Regions from separate parts of the Mus musculus genome. Here region 2 is linked to region 1. Evidence: chromatin loops called from intact Hi-C (ENCODE). Cell type or tissue: left cerebral cortex. All regions are shown on one strand. Links, peaks and the distances in the headings refer to the core of each region. The heading gives the core; the rest is flanking DNA.

Region 1 (4,391 bases), core at 220-4,219:
GAAAAAGCCAAAATAAGCAGAAGCAGAGAGGGTCTAGAGAAAGATGACCTGTTTTATGAAAGATCCAGTGCTCAGGGAATAGCCAGAGACTGACAGAGGGAACCCGGTGTGTTTCCTTCTCTTCTTAGTTCGGAGGAAATCGTGTATCGTGAAGGAGATGGAGAAAATGAAGAACAAGCGTGAAGAGAAGAGGGCCCAGAACTCGGAGCTAAGAATAAAGCGAGCACAGGTGACTGTCGGGAGATGTGGTCGAGAGTTTCCGCACAGGTCCCTAACAGATGTGCAGTCAGCTGATGACCAGCTGAGCCATACTTGGTGCTGATTGGCCAGTGGGGTAGCCCATCTTGTCCTCACAAGGTGTAATGCTTTTGCTGGGCACACCTACTTGCTTTCTTGTCCATCCCCTGTAAGCTGTATTATCACAGGGTGAAATCGGTGGCAAAGAAGGCTCCTTAGCTGGGTAACTGCTCTGAGGAAACCCATTCTGTTGCTTTGCCTCCTAAGATGGTGAAAGCAGCTCTCGTCCTTGGTGCATGCCTATGCTCCCCCACAGTCCTGCCTCAGAACTTTGTGCCTGGCTTCTCAGACTGGAGCCGGGGTGAGGCACTCCTTAGCTGCGGAGCTGTTGCTGCCTGGTAGCTCTGGGTCTAAGAGCACCCGCACCTGAACTTTTGTCCTTCTGTCCCTCCTGCCTCACACAGGAATATGACAGCAGCTTTCCAAACTGGGAATTTGCCCGGATGATCAAAGAATTTCGGGTTACTATGGAATGTAGCCCGCTTACTGTGACAGACCCTGTGAGTATACCAGAAAGTCTCCTCCTCTTCCCTGAGCAGGTAAACCACTGAAGGACAAAGAGAAAGCATGCAGGGATCACCATGCAGTCTTGAGTGTTATCTGAGGGAGTGCTTCTCTCTCTCTCTCTCTCTCTCTTTTTCTATGTGTGTGTGTGTTAATGGGGATTGAATTTGGTACTCCATATAACTGAGCACAGTCTCCCCTTGAGCCATATCCCTGGTGGGGCCTCCCAACACTTTTTAAAGATAGTGTCTTAGGGCTGGAGAAATGGCTCAACAGTTAAGAGTACTTGTTCTCCCAAAACACCGGGGTTCGATTCCCTACAGGTGTCTCACAACCAGCTGTAAATCCCCTGCTTCCTGGGCACTGCTCCCATGTGATACACAGACATGTACAGGCCGGCACTCTTACATATTTACAAAAACGAAAGGGTCACACTTTAGAACTGCCTGGCCTAGAACTTGCTGTGTAGACTAAACTTGCCTTAAACTCACACAAATCTGCTTGCCTGTCTCCCAGGTGCTAGAATTACAGTGACATGGCAGAACACCCAGTAAACAATGTCCTTAAATTAGCTTTGTTTCCCCTGGCAGGGTGCTTGTGCTCACTCCCATATGGATGACAGGACAGCTTGCAGGACTCAGTTCTCTAACGTGTGTGTGTGTGTGTGTGTGTGTGTGTGTGTGTGTGTGTGTGTGTATGTGTATGTGCGGGTGCGCGTGTGCACGTGCCAGGGATTGAACTTGGGTCTTCAGGCTTGGTGTCCTGACTGCCTGTATCTGCTGAGCCATCTCCCAGGCTGGTTTTTGTTTGTTTGGCTGGATTTTTTTCCCCTTCTTGAGACAGAGTCTCAATGTATGGTGAGATTACAGGTATATGCTGTCAAACTTTGCCTTAAAAAAACAAAGCAAGGCCTAGAGACATGACTCAGCAGTTAAGAGCACAGGCTGCTCTTCCAGAGGTCAAGTCCCACTAACCTCATGGTGGCTCGCAACTATCTATAATGGGATCTGATGCCCTCTTCTGGTGTGTCTGAAGATAGCAACAATGTATTCATACAATAGAATACAATAAACAAATAATTCTCTAAAAAAATAAAAACCAAAAACCAAACAAAATTCTGGGGGTATTGCACCTGTGTGGCCATGCCGTGGAGAAGGTCAGGAACAGCTTACTGAGTTGGGCCTCCTGTCTTGTGGGTTCCAGGTATGGAACTGAGGTCATCCGGCTTGGCAAAGGAGCTCTTGCCCACCCGGCCATCTCAGCAGCTAGATTTTTTGTTTGTTTTTAAATACTTTAGGGGAGAACATTAGTTAAGGCTCAGATGAGGCACTCGCTCTCTGCTTTAGGCTGGCCTGACTGCTAAGGGCTAGTTGAGTAGTGCTGAATCCTTGAAGGCCATGGAGTAAGAGAACGAGGGCCATTCAGAATGACTTTCTTGTCCCCTAGAGTGGTTAACAGGGTTCTAGTATCAGGTTTCTTTGTCCCTTGCTAGAGCCAAGAAAGGGGTTGTGGATAAACTCTGCTTTGGTACTGTTCTGACCTCCCGTTGGCTGTCTCCCTCATTCTCTTGCAGATCGAAGAGCACAGGATCTGTGTCTGTGTCAGGAAACGCCCACTGAATAAACAAGGTGAGCTGTTGAGTCAGAAGCAGAGGGCTGACTGAGAGGAAGGTCCTGTGTTCAGAGAGCAGCCCCTGAAATCTTCTCCTTCTGCAGAACTGGCCAAGAAAGAAATCGATGTGATTTCTGTTCCCAGCAAGTGTCTCCTCCTGGTGCATGAACCCAAGTTAAAAGTGGACTTAACGAAGTACCTGGAGAACCAAGCTTTCTGCTTTGACTTTGCATTTGATGAGACAGCTTCCAATGAAGTTGTCTACAGGTGAGCCCTGTGCTCTCGCTTATCCTCCTCATGCCACTTTCTCCCCCAAGTCTCTCTCTGTCTGACAGCGGACGTCGAACTCCTCCCTGATCTGTCGAGTTTTACTGGGTTAGCTCTCTGATTCAGGAGCACTGGCCCCTCTAACTGTGAGGTCTTGTTTGGGACCTGCCATGTCACCTTTTAAGCTATAGCAGCCCAGCCTTAGATGACTCATGAGTGAGACATTACCACTGCACTGAGGATCATGGGTAGGCACCAGCAGTTCTCTTCGATGTTTTGTTGGGACAAGAGCTCATCTGTAGCCCAGGCTATCCTAGACCTGTCTGTGCTGCTCGCTCACATGGTCTTGAACCATAGCAGTCCTGCCTCAGTCTCCCAAGTGCTGAGATTACACTTTCCAATGGTTTATGCAGCTACCTCATGACCCACATGAGCTTAGCAGCCTCAGGTATCTTCAGATCTACTCGGTGCAGTGTGCCACTCAGCACCTAAGCTTACATCTTTGGTTGTGAGCTTAGTCTTTCATGTCTGAGCCATCTCTCCGTCCCAGCATTTAATTCACAGTGAAGGTTTCAGGGAGGGGGTTGGTGGTGGGGTGTGTTTGTGTGGATGCATGAGGAGAAAATGGACATGGTTGTGCCATGGTGTGTGTGTAGAAGTCAGGACAGCTTTGAGAGGTCAGCTCTCCTTCCACGAGTGCAGACTTAGACAGAAAGCACTTTTTATCAGCTAAGCCCCAGCCTTCAAGGCTTTGAGTTTGTCAGACATTTTTTTTTAAAAGAGGTTTGGAGGTGCAGTCTTACACTTCTGGTGCTGGGGAAGCTGAGGTAATAGGTCTTGACATTGGCCAGGCAGTGGTGACACACACCTTTAATCCCAGCACTCGGGAGGCAGAGGCAGGCAGATTTCTGAGTTCGAGGCCAGCCTGGTCTACAGAGTGAGTTCCAGGACAGCCAGGGCTATACAGAGAAACCCTGTCTCGAAAAAACAAAACAAAACAAAAAACGGACACAGGAGGGTTTGGAACTTAAGGCCAGCCTAGGCTATAGTGTGAGATCCTAATTATGACAGACATTCTATGTAGTTCACATACGACATATTTTCGGCCTGGTTTTCTTTTGCCCTTTGTAATACATCCTGAGCAGTGGGGTCAGAGGAGGGGCTGTTTGGCTTAAAGTCTGGATCATCAGCTTGTTCCTGGTAGGTGAGTTGGACACTGCCTGCACCCTTTTATTTAGCTAGTAGTACAGATTGGTTAGTGGGATGGATCAGGGTAGACCTTGAGAGGAATGCTCTACTTAAGGAATTAAGACTTGCAGCTTGACCCGGGTGTGGTGGCGCACGCCTTTAATCCAGCACTCGGGAGGCAGAGGCAGGCAAATTTCTGAGTTTGAGGCCAGCCTGGTCTACAGAGTGAGTTCCAGGACAGCCAGGGCTATACAGAGAAACCCTTTCTCAAAAAAAAAAAAAAAAAAAAAAAGACTTGCAGCTTGACAGGCAGTGGTGGTCACACCTTTAATTCCTTTAATTTCTTGAGTTGGAAGCCAGCCTGGTCTACAGAGAGTTCCAGGACAGCCAGGGCTGTACAGAGAAACCCTGTCTTTTGGTTTTTGTTTGTTTGGTTTTTGTTTTTCCAGACAGTTTCTCCGTACAGTCCTGGCTGTCCTAGAACTCACTCTGTAGATCAGACTGGTCTCAAACTCAGATCTGCC
Region 2 (4,391 bases), core at 327-4,326, 290 kb before region 1:
CAAGATTCTTACCCTATGGCATCTTTTCCTCTCTCTACTTTCTTTTCTCTCCCTCCAGCTCCAAACCTGGAAACCCAAAAATCCCACCTACCTCTTCTGCACAACTCTAGGCTGTAGGCATCTTTATTCACAATCAGGGATACTTAGGGGGGGCATATCATGGACCTACATATGGATCTATCACTTGGAGCTACACATGGATTCTTTCATTCCTGGGGGCCACCAGGCCTTGGGGGCCAGTATATAACCTTACAATACATAACAAAAGACCCATCCTCAACACACAACCATGTGCAATTCTAGTCTCAGTGGTTCCAAAGCCATCTTCCTGCCCATGGTGCACATACCTACAATCACAAAACACTCATGCCCATAAAGTAAAAAATAAAGTAAATCTAAAAAAGAGAAGTCATCACATACACACACACACACAAAAAAAAAAAAAAAACCAAAAAACCAGATGCAAAGTTTTCTGTTTGTGTTGAGCAGCAAGATGCAAAGGCAGAGCAGAGAGGCCTCACATGTCAGTTCATTTAGGAACTAAGGCCGGGTCTCTTATACAATACCGTCCCTCATCTGAGATAGTACACCTTTGCACAGGCTTGTTTGTATGTGACTGTTGCCAGGAACGTGACACTCTAAGGAGCACAAGGAAGCTAGCAGTTTGCCTGACAGGCTTGTCTCTGTCTCACTGCCACCCTGCAGAGGCCCAGCTAAGGCGCTCACACTCAGACAGGGTCTGTTTGCCAGAGTAGCCACTCTTCAGTCGTTTTCAACAAGACTCTTCAAGTGAAATTCATGTGTTTAGGGAGTGTGGGGGCTCACACCATGAGCCTAGCTAGCATTTGGAGGCTGAGGATTGCCACAAGTTCAAAGTCGTAATGGACCACCAAAAAAGGATGTTTGGTGTACTCTCACAAACAAATCTCTGAGTCCTCCCTCCACGTCCTCTCCCACTGGAGAGAAGGCATCACACAGAACGGGAAATGGTGGTGTTCATTAAAGTGATAACCTTGGTCTGCTCCGTGTTCTATTTCCTGAAAGCAAATTAGCTCTCTAAATTTCTATGCTTTATTAGTGGCAATAAATTACCGTGAGCCTTGTGGTTGACATCTTGGTTGAGAACCAAGACAGGCACCGTGGTAGATGTTCATAGAAAGAAGGGGGCGTTGGAGTCCTACCAACTGTGAATCATTACAGTTCAGTCATTGCCCGTCATCTTGATCTGTTTGCTTAGTGTGTGACTTTCATCTGAAAGAGGGTTATCCACTTTACAAGTTGCCATTGGTGGTGCTGGGGATGTAGCTCAGTGATTGAACATTTGCCTAATAGGTCCAAGGCCTTGAATCTGACCTCCATGATATCTCTCTCTCTCTCTCTCCCTCTCTCTCTCACTCTCTCTCTCTCTGTGTCTCTCTGTGTGTGTGTCTCTCTCTCTCTCACACACACATACACACACACACATGCATGCATGCATGTATGCACTGTTGGGATTAGAAATAGGTCTGAAAATACTCACTGTATTGCCTTCCTCCTAAATAGCCTCTAGTTCAGTCCTGTTACCTTGCTGCAGCCAGTTTTAAGGGCCCAGCATCTTACTCTGAATCACGCCATAGTTTTCTAATTAGTTTTCCCTTCAGCCTTTTTTGATGTGTTGCTCAGAGCAAGGGATAGTCTCAAAGGCCAGTTTGAGCCTTTAACAGGTGTGTCCTTGGTATGGGGATGCACATGTAACTGCCATTTACCCAGTGGCTCGTATGACAGGGGCTGGTGTGGCAATTTTTATGTGTTTCCTTGTTTAGTCCTCATAGTAAGCCTGTGAGATATTGCCATCCTATGAATTAGTAGTTCTATTAATGGTTTGAGTTTTTTGTTATGTTTTCGATAGGATCTCATGTAGCCCAAGCTTGCCTCAAACTCTATATGTGACAAGATGACCTTGATTGCCTGATAATTTTGCCTCTCAATCTTCCCAGTGTTAAGATTACAGGTAAAGACCATGTCTTGTTTTTAATATTATGCTGGAATTAAATCCAAGACATTGTGAATCTAGGAAAGCACTCTACCAATAAAGCTATATCCCCAGTCGCATTCTAGAAACATCCAGTAGCTTGCCAGTAGCCATTCGGCTAGGACACCAAGAGCTGTGTGTGTGTGGTTAGGAAGCCACTGCTCTGCTCCCACCGCCTGCTGCCTGTGCACGCAGTTGCCAGAGCCTGGTGCTGCTCAGCATTCTAAGCCTCTAGCCCACTGGCTGGGTGCTGATGCTACGCTTGCCACACAGCCTCCCAGTGATGCGGCTTTGCACATTGCTTAGCTGCCGGGAAATGAGAATGGATATGAATATCTGATCTGCCCTTGTGTGCATCAGTAGGCTGACATTCTAGCTGCATACTCTTGTTTTTATGGTTGTGTGAGCATGCTCCATCTTCCCTGGGCTCAAGTCTGAGTGGATCAAGTTTCTGGACCAGCAAGGCTGAGCGCCAACTCTGGGTGTTGATCAGTGTGTTCAGAAAGTGCCACTTGGACTGAGCTTTTGACGGTCAGTTTGTTGTACCAATCACAACTTTCTGATGCCAGCAATCAACTTTGATGACAGTGATGAAAACTGTCATTTATGTGAAACTGGGCTACTTTCACAGACTTTTAGATCATAACAAAAACAGAGGCTTGGTTTCCAGAGACCTGGGCTGGTCTTTGTTTATGGCTGTTCCACTTATTGTTTTCTTGAACATTTAATCAACAAACATGTTTTGAACCCTCCAACAAGAGGAATACAAAACAACTTGGTATATTGACCTTGCTTTAAAGATCCATACAATGTAATTGGAAATGTTAGATATTTTTAAAAGACCAACAATTAAAAATACCAACTCATGGTCTTTCACATAAGCATCCTATGAATCTCAGGAAGTGAATATTTGACATGACATGTGCCCAGCTTTCAATGTGGGGCTTGATGAACATTTGATGGCAGATCTTAGTTACTTTTCTATTGCTATGATAAAACATTATGACCAAGGGAACTTAAAGAGGAAGTAGTTTATTGGGGACTTGCTTACGTTTCAGTGGGTGAGTCCATGACTATCATGGTAGGGAGCATGACCACAGGCAGGCAGGCAGGCATGATGCTGGAGCAGTAGCTGAGAGCTGATATTTGGTCCACAAGCATGAAACAGACAGAGACAGAGGGAGTCGGGGAGAGAATGCTAACTGTGGAATGGTGGCCCGGGTTCTTTAAACCTCAAAGCCCATTTCCAGTGGCACACTTCCTCCAACAAAGCCACGCCTCCCAATTCTTCCCAAACAGTTCCACCAGCTGGGACCAAGCATTCAAATAGATGGGCCATGGGGGCTATTGACATCCAAACCACCACAGCTGTGTATGTACCACAGGTTTGCCTTCCAGACACCTCTCTAACATAGACAACAACCCATCCGTATCCATCAGAAGCTGCAGACTCATGACATCCCAATGACTGTCTCATGAGAACCTTAAACTCCGAGTGTCCCAGTGCATCCTATGAGCTCTCCCTCTTTGGAAAAGGAGTATTCCCTCAAAATCAGAGCAGAGAGCTGGGCTCTGTCCACTGAATTGAGATTCCACAGGCAGACACTGGATAGATGTGATGGTCTGCAGTGGCTTGGTTGCACTTCTGGCCTTGGAAAGCTGTTTCCCCCAGAACAAGCTGGCTAGCGGGATCAGCCATAGGGAAAAGCTCTGGGTTTGATGGAGGGACCTTGTCTTAAAAGATAAAAGGGAAGAGCCATAGAGGAAGATTTGCAACATCAATCTGGACTTCATAACATAAGCACATATATTCATACATACTCATGTGCATGCAAGGACAAACACACATATGTGCTACGCATACACATACACACACACACACACAAAGAAGTAGGGAAAAGAACAGAGTTGGGGACAGTCTCTTCCTCCTCTTTCTTTGTGTGAAGGAATTTAAACTTGTTTTCTGTGCTAGATGAAATCATGGATTCAAAACATTCAATTCACTCCCTGCACAGAGAAATCGTTAAATGTTAGCTAGTATCTGAAACTTCCCCTTAAATTCTATCTTTTGTGACTTGGCAGCAAGGCTACTGTCTACTTCAGCCCTTTCTGCCACATTTCATTACTTTGCCAAACATTGTCTGTTCTTCATTATCCGTCAGATGCAATTCATTCCCCGTCTGCTTGACCGGCACCTACTAAATGCTGTGCTTTCAAGGCAAGCACTATACTGACTGAGTCATCTCTTCCACTCTTTATTACTTGTTTTTATTTTTCTAAAAGATTTATTTATTTATGTGTATAAATATTTAGCTTGCATGTATGTCTGTGTGCCTGGTGTGTGTGTGGGGGGGGGTCAGAAGAGGGTGTCAGATCCCTA

Evidence for each region. Hi-C counts contacts between places; a loop is a spot of excess contacts. Peaks named below come from ENCODE experiments on the same cell type or tissue, not always from the same donor. Only the 100,000 strongest peaks of a DNase experiment are listed, where the experiment ranks them.
Region 2: a loop joins it to region 1, with 2.6 times the contacts of the local background. A loop is called at or near these places in 1 of 42 quality-filtered maps.

What each region holds. Positions count from the first base shown.
Region 1 is chr4:117,168,123-117,172,513 of GRCm38, reverse strand. Kif2c (kinesin family member 2C) reads left to right here. Exons shown (of 20, transcript NM_134471.4): 7 at 129-229; 8 at 702-797; 9 at 2,375-2,429; 10 at 2,517-2,679. Among named protein-coding and RNA genes, the nearest start is that of Kif2c, 12 kb to the left of the region's middle. In left cerebral cortex, for the core only: a CTCF peak has its summit at 1,823 (motif pointing left); no DNase peak of the experiment used is centred there.
Region 2 is chr4:117,453,712-117,458,102 of GRCm38, reverse strand. All of the region lies in intron 2 of Rnf220 (ring finger protein 220), which reads left to right. Among named protein-coding and RNA genes, the nearest start is that of Gm12828, 13 kb to the right of the region's middle. In left cerebral cortex, for the core only: no CTCF peak of the experiment used is centred there; a DNase peak (open chromatin) is centred at 2,277.